Linked DNA regions of Homo sapiens: region 2 is linked to region 1. Evidence: read pairs that join two places in POLR2A ChIA-PET (ENCODE). Cell type or tissue: B cell. All regions are shown on one strand. Each heading gives the region's core, and the rest is flanking DNA. Links, peaks and the distances in the headings are about the cores only.

Region 1 (5,000 bases), core at 1-5,000:
ATTAACAGCTGGAAAACAGCTCTGAAGAAATCAAGAGACACTGAAAAGTTAGAGGATTTTTGCTCTAAAAAAAAAAAAAAAAAAAAAAAAAAAAAAAAAGGCAGCCGGGCGCAGAGGCTCATGCCTATAATCCCAGCACTTTGGGAGGTAGAGGCGGGTGGATCACCTGAGGTCACAAGTTCGAGACCAGCCTGACCAATATGGTGAAACCCCATCTCTACTAAAAATACAAAAATTAGCCAGGTGTGGTGGCATGCACCTGTAGTCCCAGCTACTTGGGAGGCTGAGACAGGAGAATTGCTTGAACCTGGGAGGCAGAAGTTGCAGTGAGCCGAGATCGCGCCACTGCACTCCAGCCTGGGCAAGAGAGTGAGACTCCGTCTCAAAAAAAAAAAAAAAGGAAAAAGAAAAAGAAGAAGGCAACTTAAATATAGCAGCCCTTCTGCTGTCTTTACTCTCAAAGGTCTCTAAAAATGTTAAAGATCAAATCTAATTCCCTTTATGTAATGACATTCTCTTTGACGTCTCTTTAGAATGTTATCAGTAATTGTTATTTATCTTCTTCTTTGGCATCTTTCAGTTACCCTTTATCTTTGAATGTTCTTTTCTTGATTATTTACCTATTTATTCTGAACTGAAGATATTAAATTATCAGTCTTTTCCCCTTCTCTTAATTCTCTAAAAGCTCATTCTAACCAATGACTTCAACTATTAGTTCTATGTAGACAAATGTTATACTATGTTTTACTCTGAAGTTCTGACATAAAATGGCCTGCCTGAAAGTCTTTTCTTATCCCCTCAAAATAAACATACCCTAATTCTAATGAAAGAAATTTTTTTAATGTAAATCTTTTGTATTTGTTTACAACATACTGGCATAATCAATGTACTTATTAAAGGAGTTAACTTCGCCAACTGAAAAAAATTAAATCCTTTTACTTTAAAAAATAAAGCAATTAAAAACAAATGAGAAAAGAACACATATATTAAAAAGCAGAGCTCAAAAACAGGATTGGAGAAGTTTATAGTGGATGTATATATATATTTATATAGTAGTCCATCACAAACACATTTAGGTCTCAATAATAAAAATCTGATTATTCATGGGTAAACCTAGAAAGTCAAATTATTACCTCTATAACCAATATTTGAAATGTCCTTTCTAACCCCAGAAGCTTATCATCTTGCAAATAATTTAAAATGATGACAAAATTTGAGGTCCTACAATGTTGGACTCTCCACTTCCAGGATTAGTGCCCTCCCTCAAGAAAAAGAAAAGTCACTTTGGGTGGCGGGGGGGGGTGGGGGGGGGGTGGCAGGATTGCTTTGGCCCAGGAGTTCAAGACCAGCCTGAAAAACACAGGAAGACCTCATCTTGACAAACAATAAAAAATTAAAAAATTAGCCGGCCATGGTATTATGTGCCTATAGTCCACTACACCAGTTGAAAGCCTGGGGCAGGAGAATTGCTTGAGCCCTGAGTTTGAATCTACAATGAGCTACAATCACATTACTGCACTCCAGGCTAGGTGACAGAGCAAGACCCCATTGCATTAAAAAAGAAAAAAAAGCTGGGCACAGTGGCTCAAGTCTGTAATTCCAGCACTTTGGGAGGCCGAGGTGGGTAGATCACTTAAGCCTGGGAGTTTCCGACCAGCTGGGCAACATGGTGAAATCCCGTCTCTACCAAAATAAATAAATTTTAAAAAATGTTTTAAAACATTTTTTAAAAACTTAAAAAAGAGAGAAAAAGAAAAATGACATCATGGACTGCCTTGTGAATTAAATGTGGTGACTACAAAACATATATTATCCAGGATCTGGAACTGCACACATAAAAAATATTTCCAATCCCTCTTCTGCCAAAAATCTATCTTCCCTAAACTTACTCATTTAAGGCTTGATTACCTGCTTTTGAAAGGTAGTATGAAAAATAAAAATAAAGCATATTGATGTCATCTGGCATCGATATTATGCCCATTTGACAAATAAGACAGAGTTTGGATAATGTAGGTGATCTATCCAACTTCATAAAGCTCAATTACAGCCTGGGATTCAAACTCCACCTAAATAACTATTTACCTCATTATATTATAAAGATGCTTTCTTGAATTTTACTAAAATATTCAATTCTAATGATATTACTCTCAAATCACCTTATTTAGAAAAAGTTCTTAAATATCAGAGCCTGACCAGCCAGTAAATCACTCAGAGTAGAGACCCCACATCAGGAAGTTGGAAGGATATACCAACACACATGGATCTAACAGTTTGAGCTTGAGGAAGCAGCTGAGAGAAGCATCTCAAAGTCCTCAGGAATTTGGGGAATGTAGGAAGAGTGGCTAGACCCTCCAGCTGCCTGACCTCCAAAAAACTAAATGAGGCCAGTGTAAAAGTCTATCATGCAGTCCTTAAAACTCTAAGATTTAGGTTTCTTAGAGAAGCTACGTGTCTCAATTAAAAACCAAAATAAAAACAAAAACAAAGCAGAAAACATCATATTGCCTGGCATGCAGTGACTAAATCCCATGAAGGCAAAGGCAATGAGAAGTGTGATTCTTATGATTCTTATTAATCTTTTTCTAAGCCTGAAATTTGCTCCTGGCTGAATAGGGTCACTTCATTGAACTCCTTCTCCTTAAAGCCTGTTCAGGGCAACAGGGCTCTACTATGGCAGGTGGGTGGGGACAGAAATTGTCACTGTCACTGCAAAGCTATGGAAGGTTTAGGGGTTAAGGGTAACGTCTGCAACTCCCTTTAAGCTTCATCAAAAAAAGACTGATAGATAAAAAAGAGACGGGCAGACAGAGAATGTAAAATAAAGCAAACAGAACAAAATGTTAATAACTATAAAACCTAAGTGGTGCTTACATGGACACTAACTGTTCAACTCTTTCAACTTTTCTGTAAGTTTGAAACTTTTTATTAATAAAACGGGCCAGGGGTGGTGGCTCACGCCTGTAATACCAGAACTTTGGAAAGCCAAGGTGAGAGGATCACTGGAGCTTAGGAGTTCGAGACCAACCTGGGCAACACGGCAAAACCCTGTCTCTACTAAAAATACAAAAAAATTAGCAGAGTATGGTAGTGTACACCTGTAGTCCCAGCTACTGAGGAGGCTAAGGTTGGGGGATCACCTGAGCCCAGGAGGTTGAGGCAGCAGTAAGCTGTGATCGCGCCACTGCATTCAAGCCTGGGCAACACAGTGAGACCCTGTGTCGGAAAACAACAAAAAAATGTGGAGGGGAAAGATGGCTTCTAAAAAAGCCTCATTTCGGCCAGCCACGGTGGCTTACCCCTGTAATTACAGCACTTTGGGAAGCCAAGCCAGGCGGATCACCTGTAGTCAGGAGTTCGAGACCAGCTGGGCCAACATGGTGAAACCCCCTCTCTACTAAAAATAGAAAAATTAGCTGGGCATGGTGGCGCACACCTGTAATCCCAGCTACTCAGGAGGCTGAGGCAGGAGAATCACTTGAACCCGGGAAGCAGAGGTTGCAGTGAGCCGTGATCGTGCCACTGTGCTCCAGCCTGAGTGACAGAGCAAGACTCCATCTCAAAAAAAAAAAAAAAAGCCTCATTTGCCCAAATGTCCATCAACTAACAAAAGGATATACAAAATATCGTATACCCATACAAGAGAGTATTATTCAGCCATAAATAGGAATTAAGTGCTGACACATGCTGCAATACAGATGAAACCTCAAAAACATAATGCTAAGTGAAAGAAGCCAGACACAAAAGGCCACATATTGTATAATTTCATTTATACGAAATACCGAGAATAGATCAACCCACAGAAACAGACAGCAAATTAGTGGCTGCCAGGCCTGGGAGGAGGCAGGTATGAGAAGATTCTGCTTAACAGGCAGAGTTAGTTCCCTTTTCAGATGATGAAAATGTTTTGGACACAGACAAAAGTGGCAGTTGCACAAGATTATGAATGCACTAAATGGTACTGAATTGTAAACTTTAAAATGGTCAATATTATATTATGTGAATTTTACCTCAATTAAAACCCTATCTGGTATCCAATTACATTAAGTCAACCTGGACTGCCTTCTCTTCCTACAACTGGGAGATTTCCTAAAACTACAGGGGTTTTGGTAATAACCTGCTTTTTTGGTGGGGTCTGCCATGGCACTTTAACACTAACTAGTAACTTAGCTCCAAATAATTTCTCATCCTGTGTAGCTCTGACAATCTGTCCTTATTAAATGGTAATACTCTACCAGTAAACAACGCAAGAGTTTTGACTAGTTTATGAAATTCATAAACTATTGGTATTACACATCATCATGTGGCAGTTATAGGAGTAGGAAGGTATGGGAAACATGGAAACATTAAGTCCTAGTATATTTTACCAAAGCAGGGTTCTCTGTGAATAGCTGAAGAAAACGGAAGAGCTTTAGGAAATTTTAACCTGGCTTATAAACTGGAGCCATATATCCTTTCCTCCCTTCCCCAGTCTCCTTTCCCCTTAATATGAGAAGAGCACTGAGCTATCAAAGAGTGTCTGTTGCAAGTAACAGAATTTAGATCAGGTTTGAAGCTATGTGTTTTACTGCAGATACCACAAAAGACCAGCATCCAGACAGCTCATCCACTATTGTCCCTGTAAGAGAGGCTTGTGTCCAAACTGTGGTTCCTTTAAAAAAAAAAAAAAAAAAAAAAAAAAAAAAAATCTCAAGAAGGCCTGGCTGGCTAGGGCAGAATGAAAGAAGGCATCTTTGAAAATGTGCGTCTGGACTAGAACTAGTGATTTTGGAAATTCAATGGGCTGCTTTGAGAGGTATTGAGTTCTGTATCAACAGTGTTCAAAGGAAGTGTAACCAATTATTTGTTTAAAATATTATAAAGAATCCAATGAATGGATATGGGGCATATGACAATTCTGTGGGATATTTGCTTCAAATAAACAATTAAAAACCAGTTATGAGAAGCCTAGGCAACATAGTGAGGACCCCATCTCTACAAAAAATAGAAAAATAAAGTAGCTG
Region 2 (16,364 bases), core at 8,999-13,998, 120 kb after region 1:
AGCACTCCAGTTGATCATAATATGCAGCCAGGGTTAAGAACAGCTGTCTCAGAGCTCAAAAATGCACCTCCCTTTTTCTTTGTTGTGTGTGTGTACATAACACGTTTTCTTTTTCACTTTATTCAGAGCCCAGTCTTTTTTTTTTTTTTTTTTTTTTTTAGAGTCTTTCTTTGTTGCTCAGGCTGGAGTGCAGTGGTACAATCTTGGCTCGCTGCAACTCCACTTCCCAGGTTCAAGCGATTCTCCTGCCTCAGCCTTCGGAGTAGCTGGGATTAGAGGCATCTACCACCATGCCTGGCTGGTGTTGAACTCCTTACCTCAAGTGATCTGCCCACCTTGGCCTCACAAAGTCCTGGGATTACAGGCATGAGCCACCGTGCCTGGCCCAGAGTCCAATCTTAAAATAAGGTTTGGCATAAGAATTTGCCCTTAGATTATTGGTTTGCCCTTTTTTTTTTTTAATTTTTTGAGACAGGGTCTCACTGTTTCACCCAGCTGTAACACCCAGCTAATTTTTTAAAATTTTTAGTAGAGATGGGGTTTTACCATGTTGGCCAGGCTGGTCTCGAACTCCTGGCGTCAAGTGATCCGCCTGCCTCGGCCTCCCAAAGTGCTGGGATTACAGGTGTGAGCCACCGTGCCCGGCCAGAGATTGGTCTTAAAATGCCATGACAGTCAGCATTAATTGGAGAGAGATAATATTGGCCCAAATGCTGCCTCTTCAAATCCAAAATCCATTTTGGGGAGTGGAGAGGGAGACTAACATTGGTTGTATGTGTGCATGCATGTATATGTATGTGCGTGTGTGTGTGTACAAGCTAATCACCTATCAAACATAATGCTGGGTACATTCGCATCTTTATTTTCATAGTTATTGTTACTGTCATGGCTGTTTCAATTGGTTGAGGACCTGCTGTGCACTTCACATCATTCCACAAAGCCCTACAGTGATCATGGTTCTATACACAAGGAAAGGAAGGCAGAGAAATTAGACAACTTACTCAATGTCAAATGTCAGTAAGATACAGAATCCCAATCTAAACTCAGGTGTCTCTGGCCCAAAGCCTGTGATCTGTCCCTATTTTGTATTGCTTCATAAAAGTGCAATCCACTGACCAACAATCAAGCCCAGACCGATACTCCCTGGGCCCAACTAGTGCGGACCAGGTGGATTGGAACTTCCCTGCAGTGCCAGAGGAAATAGCAATAGAGGTATCTGAGCTCTTTGGATTAAAGATAATGGAACATAGGAGGGACTCTCCAGAGCTTTTTGTCCTACCTTGAATCTCAGACCTCTAGAAAGAAACTTTGGGTGCTATACTGATTCAATTGTATCCTTTTCATTACACTTTTATAATATATATTATTAAAAATATAGGCCAGGTGCAGTGGCTCATGCCTATAATCCCAGCACTTTGGGAGGCCAAGGCAGGAGGATCACTTGAGCCCAGGAGTTCAAGACCAACCTGGGCAATATAGTGAGAACTTGTCTCTATAGAAAGTTAAAAAAAAAAAAATTAGCCAGGATTTTTAGTGGGATGATTGCTTGAGCCCATTAAAAAAAAATTAAAGCTGTTAAAATAATGTTATATATATCATACATATATTCTTTTTTATGCTTCTTTTTTGTTTTCTTATTTTTACTTTTCTCCTCAAATTCCATTTACATATATATATATAGACAGGGTCTCACTCTGTTGTCAGGTTGGAGTGCCACCATGCCCAGCTAATTTTTTATTTTATTTTTATAGACATGGGATTTTGCCATGTTGCCCAGGCTGGTCTCGAACTTCTGGGCTCAAGCAATCCTCCTACCTCAGCCACTCAAAGTGCCAGTATTACAGTCATGAGTCACTGTGCCTAGCCTAAGTATTTTAAGATGTTATCATTTCATTGACAAGCCCACAAACAATATATCAACTATTTTTTTCTTTGGCTCCATTCGTGTATGTGTGAATTTGTGTGTTTATGCTGGGAAGTCCTGGGAAAGTTCCATTTAGTGGAAAACATGCCCAGAGGAGTTGTTCTACCCAAAGGGGAGAAAGTTGAGATAATAATCCACTGATTTATTGGTTGAGGGTTGCTCCTAAAGGTGTCGTTAACTCCCTGGCATTTGGAACTACCCTGAAGCAGATGAACACCTATGTAGACAAAGCCTTTATGTGGAAAGTTGCAGATGCTTTCACTAGGAAGCCATTAGCAGGAATGGCAAGTGCAAGGGACTGTGTCAAGGCATGACAGCATCTGCTACAGAATGTGACATTTAAAGCCGGGTGTGGTGGCTCATGCCTATAATCCCAGCATTTTGGGAGGCTGATGCAGGCAGACCACTCGAGGTCAGGAGTTTGAGACCAGCCTGGCCAACATGGTGAAAAACCCCGTCTCTACTAAAAAAAAAAAAAAAAAAAAATACAAAAAAAAAATTAGCTGGGCGTGGTGGTGCGCGCCTGTAATCCCAGCTACTTGGAGGCTGAGGTGTGAGAATTGCTTGAACTCAGGAGGCAGAGGTTGCAGTGAACAGAGATCGCACCACTGCACTCCAGCCTGTCAAGAGAGTGAAACTCTGTCTCAAAAAAGGGCCGGGCGTGGTGATTCACGCCTGTAATCCCAGCACTTTGGGAGGCCGAGGCAGGCGGATCACGAGGTCAGGTGATTGAGACCAGCCTGGCCAAGAGACCAGCCTGGCCAATATAGTGAAACCCCATCTCTACTACAAATACAAAAGTTTGCTGGGTGTGGTGGCACGTGCCTGTAATCCCAGCTACTTGGAAGGCTGAGGCAGGAGAATCGCTTGAAGCTGGGAGGCGGAGGTTGCAGTGAGCCAAGATTGTACCATTGCACTCCAGCCTGGGAGACACAGCGAGACTCCGACTCAAAAAAAAAAAAGAAAAGAAAAAAGTGACATTTAAGCAAGGACTTAGGAAAGTGAATCATGTGGACATGTAGGGAAAGAATGTTTTAGGCAGAGGAAACAGCCATTGCAAAGGCCTGGAAGCAGGAGCTGTCTGTCTGGCATGTTGGGAGGAAAAGTAAGGAAGCCCATGTGGCTGGAGTAGAGTGAGCAAGGGGACAGTAGATGAGACAAGAGTAGAGAAATCATAGAAGTCACGATTATATAGGATCTTGTGGGATGTTTTAAGGACTTGGGTTTCACTCTGAGCAAAATAGGAAACCATTAAAAATTTGAGAAGAGGTGTAATGTGATCTAACATATTTCAGAAGGTCAACCAGGGCTAGACCTGGTGGCTTGTAATCCTACCTACTCTGGAGGCTGACATGGGAGGATTGTTTTAACCCAGGAGTTCGAGGATGCAGTGAGCTAGGATCATGCCACTGCTCTCCAGCATGAGGAAAAAAAAAAAAAAAAAGGTTCAGCCAGGCTGCTGTTCTGGAAATAGAGAGCAAAAGGAGAAGCCAGGAGACAGGAAGCTGTTGCAATATCCAGGCAAGAAGTGGTGAGAAATGGTCAGATTTTGAATATAGGAGGAAGGTAAAGCCTACTGAATTTCTGGATAGATTCAGTGTGAGGTCTGAGAGAAGAGAGGAATGAAGTACAAAACTAAGGATTTTAGCCTGAGCAATTAGGCTAAGGAAGGTTATGGGTAAAGTATGTTTAGGGAGACAATTAGACATTCGGTTTTCTAGCTCACCTCTTCACCAGTGATGAAGCCTTCAGGGTGCCATCTTTATTCAGGCAGTCCCATTTCCAGCTTCCTATATGGCATGAACTGACGTCTTATTTCTCATACTTATGTGGACATTTAACCTTCAAAAGTAACAATCCGCTCACATACCTTCTCCTAGTCCCTAGAAGACATAGCCAGTTCACACGCTGACCACTCAGGTTTTCAGTTCCTCCTTTATGTTCAGCTCCTGACAGTTCCCTTTCTTGCTTGCAAATCTTACTTTGTACAGTCGTCCCTTGGTATACATGTGGGATTGGCTCCAGGGCCCCTTCCATATGCCAAAATCCACACATAAGTCCTGCACTCAGTCCTGCGGAACCTGCACATACAAAAAGTTGACTCTCCACATATGCAGATTTTGCATCCCTTGAATACTGTATTTTCAATCCACCTTTGGTTGAAAAAATCCCATGTATAAGTAGACTTGTGCATTTCAAACCCGTGTTGTTCAAGGGTCAACTGTATTTCTTTTCTCTTTTTCTTTTTTTTTGAGACAGAATCTCTGTTCCCCAGGCTGGAGTGCGGCAGCATGATCTCAGCTCACTGCAGCCTTCGCCTCCCAGGTTCAAGCAATTCTTGTGTCTCAGCCTCCCAAGTAGCTGGGATTACAGGTGTGCACCACCACACCCGGCTAATTTTTGTATTTTTAGTAGAGACAGGTTTTTGCCATGTTTGCCAGGCTGGTCTCAAACTCCTGGCCTCAAGTGATCTACCTGCCTCAGCCTCCCAAAGTGCTGGGATTACAGGCATGAACCACCACATGTGGCCTCAAGGGTCAACTGTATTTAAAAGAATGTTATATTTTAGTCAGCACCTCTATTTGTAGCAGGAATGTTTTCAGATTATCTCACCTGTCACATTGTTGCAACTGGAAGTCCCTCCAGGGGTGACTTGGCTGGCAAATTAACTCAGCAGGAACTATTTTCTGGAATGACAGACCCATCTGAATGAACACAACACCCCTACCTTCCTGCCATACTGGAAGCATCGACTCCTGGAAGCATCAGTCAGGGGAAGAGAAAGGAGCTGGAGGAGGGAGAGGGCAGAGCCCCCAAGGCAATCCTATCACTTTCTTCAACAAAATCCATGTCCATCTGCTGATGGGCTGAAGAGCAGAATCACAGGGTTTTTGATTGGATAGATACTATCCAGTTCAACCTTCAACCAGGTGCAACCTCCTTGCCAGACAGCCTACTGCTGCAGGGCCCTCACTAATGACTTCATGCCAGGACTGCTCTCATTTTAAGCCTCTTCTTATTTTGAGATAACAATCTTAGCCAGGAGAGGTGGCTCACACCTGTAATCCCTTGGCACTTTGGGAGGCTGAGGTGGGAGGATCGTTTGAGCCCAGAAGTTTCAAGACCATTCTGGACAACATAGTGAGACTCCATCTCCAGAAAAAATTTAAAAAACTAGCCAGGCATGGTGGTGCGCACCTGTAGTCCCAGCTACTCAGGAGGCTGGGGTGGGAGGATTGAGCCCAGGAGGTTGAGGCTGCAAGGAGCTGTGATGGCACCACTGCACTCCAGCCTGGATGACAGAGTGACACCCTGTCTCAAAAACAACAACAATAACAACAAAACCTTTGGGAAAAATGTTTGCTACTCATTCAGCCCACATCCACATCCTCTTGCTTTCCCTTCTACCTGGCAGCCCCTCATGGCCTCTGTCACATTTCTCTTCCTCTTCAGGTAAGCAGACCTAGTTCCTTCCATCTTTCCTCATACAAAGTGGTCCCAGAGCTAGATATCACCCATCAGAAGTGATGTATTTTTCTCTCACAGCTTCCCATGACAGGACTGCCAGGTGAGCAGAACCTCCTCTCCCACTGTTGGAAGAATAACAGAAACCTCAAGGCCCTGATGAGGGTGTCAGACGGGGGAGCACCCACAGAGTGTCAGGCCAAGGCCTTGACCCATAAGAACAGAAGAGGGGGTGAGATACAATTCCAAGGAAGCACTGAAACTTTTCGCTCAGTGGAGACTTGGTTTACCAACCCAGGGGCGTATCAGTCAGCCTGGAAGGCCCCAGAGGGCCTGAGTTTGTTCTCTGAGCAAAGTAATGAACTCTTTCCCTTTGGTGCCACCACCAAGGGCCCAAGCTGCAGCCTGGTAACTTGATAGAGAGTGATATCTTCTCTCTTCCCTGCTCAGCCTTGACAGTGATCCCAGTTCCTATTCAGGGTAAATCGTTCACTTTCACTTCTGCTCAGTGCAGCCTACACGGAGAGAGAAAGCGGGGAGGGGAGGCACCCTGGTGCCTGGTGGCCGTGCATGCTGCGTAGGGAAGGCCGTGGTGTTCTGGAAACATGCAGAGGACATGTCTCCCAGAAGCTGCTCATTTATTCCCTGGTACATGGAGCCAGCTCTGCCTCATCCCTTTCTGGTCTCTGTGGCTAGACCTTATCCTCCCCTGGTTGCCAAATGAAGGAGGGCCTCCTCCTGTCTTCTTCACTGGCTCAGAAACACAGAAAAGATGTCTTGAGAGAACTTAGGGTCTGAGGGAGCTGTGAGAAGCAGAGCTCCTCAGACCGAGCTCACCACCCCCACCCTAGGATGTCTATCCAGGAAAGGGGCTGACCAGTGTGACAAAGGCCTGCCAGGAGGAGCCTGGCTGAGCTACTTTTCTGCCTTCCTACTTGAGACTCAGTTCTGACCTCACACATACATAGAGAATATGTCCTTTCAGACAGGAAATAAGACAAAGTTCTCAGATGAGCACTGAAAGTCCAAACTAGAAAGTTATTTTATCCTGTCCCTGCATATAAGACAGTGAATTAAAACCCAAAGTGCTCTGTGGAGATGAGCAAGGTTGTCCTTGGAGGATGCTCCTCCCAACATGCAGGCCAAATGTGTTCTCTGTGCTGGGTCCCAGCATTGGAGTAGAGGGGGCTGCAGCTCTGGGCAGGTGGTTGAGCAGCTCCACTACAGTAGGTGGGAGTTGCTGGTCTTGTCCTTTAAGGTACTGGCGATGAGGTTCTATTTTCTATGTGCCTGCTGGAGGCCCATCATGGTTTTCAAGTAATTATGCTGGACACAGAGGGAAGAGAAAACAGGAACTTATTAGGAGGGACAGACATAGCAGGGACTCAGACCAGGCCACTCACATTCACCCTATCATTCCTCCTGCAAACATCATGGGTTGTGGACAAGGATTCCTTCTGAGTAGCCCCAATTCTCTGAGAAATAACATCCATTCAAACTCTTTCATTCTTTTATCCTAAAGAAAGTGTGTAAAACTATTTTAAAACAGTCTGGCAGGCATATTTGAAAGGAGGCATATAGGTTTCAAGGGCATTCTTGGGAGTTTCTGATAGGGAATAGGTTCAGAAAGAAAAGAAGAGGGTTCTATCTCCAGAGGAGTTAGGGGCCAGGTATTCAGAAGGGCCCTCTCTTTGCCACTGCAATCAATCAGATGTTCACAAATTATACCTTTTTAATGCATCACTAGGCTCTTAGAAAGCAGGTGAAAACTGTAGGCTGAAACAGAAACAGTGGGCTGTAAGCCAGCAAACGCTAAAACTAGCTTGGAACATGGAATCTTAGGTTCCCCACAAAGTAGGAGTCTGAATTGAAGCTCCCATATTAAACTGGAATTCTTGAAGAGGGTTAAAATGGTCCTGGGTTGGTAATGCCCCATGGGTAACTGCAGAAAGCAAGTGCAAACCTTTTCAGGGGGAAAATAATTTCTATTTATGTGTTCAGGTCTCCTTGAGCTTAAGTTCAATCAAACACAAGGTCACGATTTCAATACACACACAAACACACACACATACACACGCCACTGTCAAGCCACCATGAGACTCAGTAAAACAGGAAACAGATTTTGACCATGAAAAATCTGATCTATATGTTTCCTATATAAAAGTATATATTTAAATAACTAAAACATAGAATTGAAAGAACATGGAATGGTTCGAGTATAACATTTGCATAAAAAGTCTGTGCATGGGCATATCTTAAACATTAAAAATGGCCAACACAGAGAATTATAGAGATTGGGGAATGAGAGAATAGAATTTTGACCTGTAGAAATACAGGACTCCTCTGCTTAATGATTTAGAATTTTTTTTTTTTTTGAGATGGAGTCTCGCTCTGTCACCCAGGCCGGAGTACAGTGGCGCAATCTCGGCTCACTACAACCTCTGCCTCCCGGGTTCAAGCGATTCTCCTGCCTCAGCCTCCTGAGTAGCTGTGATTACACGTGTGCACCACCATCCCCGGCTAGTTTTTGTGTTTTTAGTAAAGACAGGGTTTTACCATGTTAGCCAGGCTGGTCCTGAACTCCTCACCTTAAGTGATCCACCCACCTCAGTCTCCCAAAGTGCTGGGATTACAGGCGTGAGCCACCGTGACTGGCGAGTTGCACATTTTAAATGGGTGAATTGTATGGTATGCAAATTCTGTCTCAATAAAGCCTTTTAAAAAGCATAAAATAAGAATTTATTTAAAATAACTATCTGGGCACAGGGGCTCACGCCCATGATCCCAGCACTTTGGGAAGCTGAGGTGAGATGATTGCTTGAGCCCAGGATATCAAGACTGCAGTGAGCTATGATCGTGTCACTGCACTCCCTCCAGCTTGGGTGACAGAGCAAGACCTTGTCAAAAAAAAAAAAAAAAGGCTGGGTGCAGTGGCTCATGCCTGTAATCCCAGCACTTTGGAAGGCCCAGGCAGGAGGATCCCTTGAGTCTAGGAACTGAAGACCAGCCTGAGCAACATAGGGAGACCCAGTCTCTATTTTTAAAAAATTGTTTTTAATTAAAAAGAAAAAGAATGCCAGGCACGATGGCTCATGCCTGTAATCCCAGCACTTTGGGAGGTCGAGGCGGGTGGATCACCCGAGGTCGGGAGTTCGAGACCAGCCTGACCAACAGGAAAAATCCCATCTCTACTAAAAATACAAAATTAGCCGGTAGTGGTGGCGCATGCCTATAATCCCAGCTACTCAGGAGGCCGAGGAAGGAGAATCGCTTAAACCTGGGAGGCAGAGGTTGCAGTGAGCCAAGATCACACCATTGCACTCCAGCCTAGGTGACAGAGGAAGACTCCATCTTGTGGGGGAAAAAAAAAGAAGTTACCCAGGCTGGGCACAGTGGCTCATGCCTCTAATCCCAGCACTTTGGGAAGCCAAGGCGGGTGGATCACGAGGTCAGGAGTTCAAGACCAGGCTGGCCAACACGGTGAAACCCTGTCTGTATTAAAAATACAAAAATTAGCCAGGCATGGTGGCGCATGCCTATAATCCCAGCTACTTGGGAGGCTGAGGCAGGAGAATCACTTACAACCCAGGGGGCAGAGGCTGCCGTAAGCCGAGATTGCGCCACTTCACTCCAGCCAGGGTGAAAGAGCAAAACTCCGTCTAAAAAAAAAAGTTACCTAAATTACAGCATAGAGAAATGAGGAGCTGGAAGAAACATAAGATATTTTAAGAGATACAGAGGACAGAATGAAATAAAATACATCTAATCAGAGTCCTGGGAATGAGAATAGAAAGAAAAGGGAGGCAGTATGCAAAAAGATAACGGTTCCAATATTCCCTTCATGATTGAGAAAAAAAATACACACTCAATGAATAGGAACAGAAAAGAACGTCTTCAACCTAATAAAGAGCAGGTTCTAAGGTAAAGCCTCTAAGTGTGCTACCCCAAGTGTGGTCCTGGACTAGCAGCATGGACATCATCTGGGAGTTTATTCAAAATATAGAATCTCAGGCTCCATCAGTATCTACTTTTTTTTTTTTTTTTTTTTTTTTTTTAGACAGTTTCTCTTCGTTGCCCAGGCTGGAGTGCAGTGGTGCAAGCTTGGCTCACTGCAACCTCCACCTCCCTGGTTTAAGCAATTCTCACACCTCAGCCTCCCAAGTAGCTGGGATTACAGGCGTGCACAGGCATGCACCACCATGGCTGGCTAATTTTTGTATTTTTAGTAGAGATGGGGTTTCACCACAATGGCCAGGCTGGTCTCGAACTCCTGGCCTCAAGTGATCTGCCCGCCTCAGCCTCCCAAAGTACTGGGATTATAGGCACGAGCTATTGTTACCGGCCATCTGCATTCTAAAAAGACCCCTGGTGATTTGTGTGCACAGCACAGGATGGGACGTGCTGCTCTATGGGACCTTCAGAATCCATGTAAGAGACCCCTATGCTTAAGCCTCTCTGGATGGGCTTCAGCTCCTCACAGCCATCAGGTAAGTGAAGATGTCAGCTTAATCCTAAACGTAAAGAGTGAATTCAACTAGGGGAAATGATGACACAAAATCCAGAAACTAAGAAAAAGAATACCGATAAACTTGTGCTATGGTCTGAATATCAGTGTCTCCCCAAAATTCATATGTTGAAAGCTAACCCCCATGGTGATGCTATGAAGAGGTGAGGCCTTTGAGAGGTGACAGGTCTTGAAGGCTTTACCCTCAGGGATGGGATTAGTGCCCTATAAAAGGGGCCTGAGGGAGCTCGTTAGTTTATTGCACTTCTGCTGTGTGAGGACACAACTAGAAGGCACCACCTCTGAAGCGGAGGGCAAACCCTTACTAGCCCATATCTGCTGATGCCTTGATGTTATACTTGCCAGCTTCCAGAACTGTGAGCAATACATTTCTGCTGTTTTTTTTGTTTTGTTTTGTTTTTTTTACGGAGTCTCACTCTGTCACCCAGGCTGGAGTGCAGTGGTGCGATCTCAGCTCACCGCAACCTCCACCTCCCGGGTTCAAGCAATTCTCCTGCCTCAGCCTCCCGAGTAGCTGGAACTACAGGCATGCGTCACCACACCCGGCTAATTTTTGTATTTTTAGTAGAGACGAGGTTTCACCATGTTGGCCAGGCTGGTCTCGAACTCCCGACCTTAGGTGATCCACTCATCTCAGCCTCCCAAAGTGCTGGGATTACAGGTGTGAGCCACCGCGCCCAGCCCATTTCTACTGTTTATAAATTCCCCAGTCTAAGGTATTTTGTTGCAGCAGCCTAAATGGACTAAGCTTGATTTCTTAAAAATAACAAAATACCTACAAAAAACTATAAGGAAAGTCGGCCGGGCATGCTGGCTCACACCTATAATCCCAGCACTTTGGGAGGCCGAGGCGGGTGGATCAAGAGGTCAGGAGATCGAGACCATCCTAGCTAACACGGTGAAACCCCGTCTCTACTAAAAATACAAAAAATTAGCTGGGCGTGGTGGCGGGCACCTGTAGTCCCAGCTACTCAGGAGGCTGAGGCAGGAGAATGGCGTGAACCCGGGAGGCGGAGTTGCAGTGAGCCGAGATCACGCCACTGCATTCCAGGTTGGGCGACAGAGCGAGACTCCATCTCAAAAAAAAAAAAAAAACAAAAACCATAAGGAAAGTCAAAAGACAAATGACAAACAGGAAGAAATAGTTGTAAATCATATCACAAAGAGCTAATTTCTTGGTCAGGTGCAGTGGCTCATATCTGTAATCCCAGCACTTTGGGAGGCCAAGGTGGGTGGATCACCTGAGGTCAGGAGTTTGAGACCAGCCTGGCCAATATGGTGAAACCCTGTCTTTACTTAAAATACAAAAAAATTAGCTGAGTGTGGTTGCGGGTGCCTGTAGTCCCAGTTATTCAAGAGGCTGAGGCAGGAGAATAGTTTGAGCCCAGAGGCAGAAGTTGCAGTGAGCCAAGACTGTGCCACTGCATTCCAGCCTGGGCGACAGAGTGAGACTCTGTCTCAAAAAAAAAAAAAAAAAAAAAAAAAGTTCCTAAAAATTAATAAGAAAAAACCGGCCAGGTACAATGGCTCATGCCTGTAATCCCAGCACTTTGGGAGGCCAGGGCAGGCGGATCACTTGAGCCTAGGTGTTTGAGACCAGCCTGGGCAACAAGGCAAAACCCCATCTCTACCAAAAAAAAAAAAAATTAGCTGGGCATGTGGTGTATGCCTATAGTCCCAGCTACTCGGGAGGCTGAGGTGGGAGGATCGCTTCAATCTGTGAGGTCGAGGCTGTAATGAGCCATGATCATGCCACTGCACTCTAGCCTGGGCAACAGAGCACAACACCGTCTCAAAAGAAAAGAAAAGAAAAAAAAAAGACACAGAAGCACCAATAGGTTGACACAGCATGATCTTCAGGATGTGTTGCTAAGTAGAAAAAGCAAGGTGCAGAAAACTGAGGGGAAGCCAGGCACGGTGGCTCACGCCTGTAATCCCAGCACTTTGGGAGGCCAAGGCGGGTCGATCACCTGAGGTCAGGAGTTCGAGACCAGCCTGGCCAACATGGTGAAACCCCATCTCTACTAAAAATACAAAAAATTAGCCGGGCATGGTAGCATGCCCCCAGCTACTCAGGAGGCTGAGGCAGGAGAATCACTTGAACCTGGGAGGTGGAGGTTGCAGTGAGGTGAGGACACGCCATTGCACTCCAGCCTGGGCAATAAGAGTGAAATTCCATCCCACCCCCCCCAAAAAAAAGAAAGAGAGAAAACTGAGGGGAACACTAGAAACAAGTGATGGGGTGTCCTGTCAGAAGGGGTTTCCAGGATCTGAAACAAGTGACAGGGGTGCCCTATCAGAAGCTGATAGAGGGGGACAGCATTTGTACTTTCTTTTTTTTTTTTTTGGAGACGGAGTCTCTCATTCTGTCGCCGAGGCTGGAGTGTAGTGGTACAATCTCAGCTCACTGGGACCTCCGCCTCCCAGATTCCAGCAATTGTCCTGCCTCAGCCTCCCGAGTGGCTGGGACTACAGGAGCATGCTGCCACACCCAGCTAAGTTTTTGTATTTTAGTAGAGACAGGGTTTCACCATGTTGCCCAGGCTGGTCTCAAACTCCTGAGCTCAGGCAATCCACCTGCCTCAGCCTCCCAAAGTGCTGGGATTACAGGCGTGAGCCACCGTGCCCAGCCAGAGCCACTGTGCCCAGCATTTTTTTTTTCTTTTTTTTTGAGATAGAGTTTCGCTTTATTGCACAGGCTGGAGTAAAGTGGTGTGATCTTGGCTCACTGCAACCTCTACCTCCCAGGTTCAAGCGATTCTCCTGCCTCAGCCTCTTGAGTAGCTGGAATTACAGACATGTGCCACCACGCCTGGCTAATTTTTTGTATTTTTAGTAGAGACAGGGTTTCATCATGTTGCCCAGGCTGGTCTTGAACTCCTGACCTCAAGTGATCCACCCACCTCAGCCGCCCAAAGTGCTGGGATTACAGGCGTGAGCCACCGTGCCCAGCCATATACTTTCATGCTTTCTTAATGTTTGAAACACCTGAATGTATCACCTAATGAGTATGTTAATAAATAACTACAAAAATATTTGCGAAAGAATGAACTCACTTGGGCTTCTGCCCCGTGTGCATCTGCCACTTGCTGTATAAGCACTGCCTCTGTGCAAAGAGGAGTGTGCAGTGCACAGGGCCCTCTGTGTTCTGGCTCCAGACAAGGCCTTAGTAGAATGGAGACCCTCTGCACCAGCCTAACCTGCTCGAGGAGGAGAGTACCCCACCCACTCTATAGCTAACGCCATGTCTAGCTATGCCTCAGCTGCATGTGATCCTCTGTCCCCTGCCACCTGTGCAGAGTGGACCCCGTTGGAGAGGTCCTCCCTGACAGGTGGAAGCCTCAGGGGATCCCTGGGCCTTGTTCTGCGAACCATACATAGGCTAGTCAGTACTCACCAGCCATGTCCTGGCCTGGCCGTGGTTGGTGGGACTCCTCTAGGGTCCAGCCCAATTGCAGTCTAGTTGGCAGAAGACACCCACTGACTGAGGGTGACTAATCTCCTTGGAATGGTGCCATTCCTCCCCTACCTCTCTAAAGTAGGGAATATGATCCTGGGTTTCCTAGTCACTGAGGCCCCCATCCTCCTGGAGACATAGGCCTCTGAGTTACCTTCTGCTCTATCTTGACTTTGGCATTGTAGAAGGAGATGGAATCAGGGCCCTCAGGAAGCACCCTCTGCTGCAGCTGGCTGAATTTGTCCTGGTCATCTTCTCCCTGGGGGAGGACAGTCCCTTTAGCATGGTATTGTCAGGATATACCCTAGCAGAGCCTGTGGTGTGCATCAGGGCAGTCCCTTGCTGGGTTTGTGCCACACACCGCCCCACCGCCACCAAAAGGGCATCTCACAGCCCTCCAGCCCCCATGTCTGTCAGTGTTCCCACAGACAACCTGTAACTGCTGCCTGAGCAGGATGAACTGCTTTAGAAAGGTGGCAGTAGTAAGAGTGGTATTTTCCCCCATTCCTTGATAACCGAGGAGAGACCTGTACCTGCCCACCTGCCTGGGCTGGCTGTGGAGAGGCTGGGAGCACCACACACACTGCCATCTTTGTGTTGAGAACAGACATCAAGGGGCACTGCCCATTGCCCCATGTTCAACCACTGCCACACCCCTGCCCCTGTGCCGCTCACCAGAGACACAATCCTGTTCACAGGGACCATGCCTGGCCGGATGCTGCCGCCTGGCTTCAGTGCCATCTGCATGTCCTCAGGGATGACAAAGGACTCATTGTACCAGATGTCAAATTCTACAAGGAGGTGAGGAGACAGAACTTGAGGAAGCCGGTAAGGGCTGTGTGCTGTCATCTGTCTTATATCTGTTGCAGGCTCACCATCTGTTCACTTCCTGCTCCAAGGTCTTACCCTGTCCCCATCTCCATCTCTGGCCCTCACAGTCCTGGGAACCACACATCTCAAGCCCCTGCCCAGCCCCTGGCTCTGCCAGAGAGAAACTCTGAGGGTGCTTCCAGAACTCAGGCTGTGGCCTCTCCCTGAGTCTCCTTGTACCTCAGGTGGCGGCCAACCTTCCCAACTGTCGCACCCATGAGCAGGCGGTGGCGACACTGATCCACTAGGTGCTGGCAATACTGGATCTCAGCCCTGAGGTCACGCAGGTCCTGGTACTCGCTGCGGTACTGCTTCTTGAGGTCTTTGAGCTTGAGGATCAGCAGGAATTCTTCCTCATCGATGATCATCAGCCCCTTGTTTTCGTACTTGCCTGCAAGGTGATGGAAGAAGTCAGGAAATGAGGAGGTGTCCACCTGAAATTGGGGGAGGAAGGGATTCCAGAAGGTGGGCACAGAGCTGGCAAATCATGAAGACAGGAGACCACAGGCAGGGCTGGCCCATGGCAAGGAGATGGGCAAAGCACAAGAAGGCCAGGCTGCCAGGGCATAATCTCACAGGGAGGGGAGCTCAGCTCAGTGGGGCCACACTGGCATTTTAGGGCAAACAAGAGCAGAGGGCAGGGGAAGGTACAGAAGGCCCATGCTCCATGCTTATTTTATTTAAAACTCTAGTAGCCAAAGATATTTAGTAAGCACCCCTAGTATACAAATGTCTATTTTTCTTGTAAATTACATCTACAAACTGCCATCACTGGCTAGTACTACAAGGCACTTGGGCAAGGCTCCTTATTAATAACAGCAGATGTTCAAATTGTCTCTTGCTGATACACACATCCACCAGCTACTTTCTTTTTTTTTCTTTTTGAGATGGAGTCTCGCCTTGTTGCCCAGGCTAGAGTGCAGTGGCACAATCTCGGCTCACTGCAACTCTGCCTCCCGAGTTCAAGCGATTCTCCTCCCTTAGCCTCCTGAATAACTGGGATTACAGGCATGTGCTACCACGCCCAGCTAATTTTTGTATTTGTAGTAGAGACAGGGTTTCACCATGTTGCCCAGGCTGGTCTTGAATTCCTGACCTCAGGTGATCCGCCCGCCTCGGCCTCCCAAAGTGGTGGGATTACAGGCGTGAGCCACCATGCGCAGCTCACCAGCTACCTTCTTGTTAGAGATGATTAGACATCTATATCGTGTTGAGTAGCTATCAAAGGGCTCCAGGGACAAGGGTCAGTGCTATTAGTCTCTTTGCATGGATCTTTTAAGGTCTGTCAGTTCAGTGACAGTTGTTGGGTTAAGACAAAATAATTTGGTGTGCAAAGCCATTCACCCTGCTCTCCACTGCTCACAGCACCTGAAAGCTTAGCAAAGGCATCACATCAACCGCCATCCCCAAGTGTAGGGTAAGTGTGTTCTGCATGTGACCTGAGGTGTGTGGCTGGGGTGCATGAGGCAGCCCCCAGGTGCTAGAGGAAAGTGTTAGCACTTCCACTGATGTTTATTGAGAAAAAAGTGAGACACATTAAAAGCCACTAATGGAGTCATTAATGGAAAAGCAAATGTCTAGACTCTGGGATCTGGGATCTGGAGTGGGGAGTGGGAGTCACCCTCACCAGGTGTCTCACCTTCAATGCAGAGCAATCTGCTGTGGTCTCTATGCTGTGGGAGGTCCCTGATGTGATTATTTGGATAAGCCACAATCCTTTACAGAGTAGAGGCTTTACAGTACTCTATGAAGATGGGGAGTAACTGTGAACATCTTTTGTTCTACCCAGAGGATCTCTGATTATCTCCAGGAAGAAAAAGAGTTGAATTTAAAGATGATTTTACATTTTTACATTTTTCTTTTTTTCTTTTGTTTCTTTTTCTTTTTCTTGAATTACTGGCCTCAAGTTCTTTTACAAGAGACTAATGTTCCAAATATGTTGACCTTCCTGGGTCAACAAGTGGCTGTCAATAATAAGGTATCTAAGAGATTGATTGATTGATTGATTTGACAGGGCCTCACTATGTCGCCAAGGCTAAAGTGCTGTAACATGATCATGGCTCACTGCAACCTCAACCTTCTGGGCTCAGGTGATCCTTTCACCATACCTCCCAAGTAACTGA

What was found. ChIA-PET counts read pairs that join two places held together with the same protein. Peaks named below come from ENCODE experiments on the same cell type or tissue, not always from the same donor. Only the 100,000 strongest peaks of a DNase experiment are listed, where the experiment ranks them.
Region 2: POLR2A ChIA-PET joins it to region 1 with 6 read pairs; 3 of 35 experiments call an interaction of 5 or more read pairs at or near these places.

What each region holds. Positions count from the first base shown.
Region 1 is chr3:47,106,428-47,111,427 of GRCh38, forward strand. All of the region lies in intron 5 of SETD2 (SET domain containing 2, histone lysine methyltransferase), which reads right to left. Among named protein-coding and RNA genes, the nearest start is that of SETD2, 55 kb to the right of the region's middle. In B cell, for the core only: no CTCF peak of the experiment used is centred there; no DNase peak of the experiment used is centred there; H3K27ac peaks cover 446 bases.
Region 2 is chr3:47,221,988-47,238,351 of GRCh38, forward strand. It overlaps KIF9 (kinesin family member 9), which reads right to left. Exons shown (of 21, transcript NM_182902.4): 18 at 14,456-14,632; 19 at 14,047-14,162; 20 at 13,526-13,630; 21 at 6,011-6,715. The coding sequence ends at 6,665. KIF9-AS1 (KIF9 antisense RNA 1) reads left to right here. Exons shown (of 7, transcript NR_033373.1): 3 at 9,780-9,876; 4 at 14,070-14,172. Among named protein-coding and RNA genes, the nearest start is that of SNORD13J, 20 kb to the right of the region's middle. RefSeq lists an enhancer at 5,964-6,223. In B cell, for the core only: no CTCF peak of the experiment used is centred there; no DNase peak of the experiment used is centred there.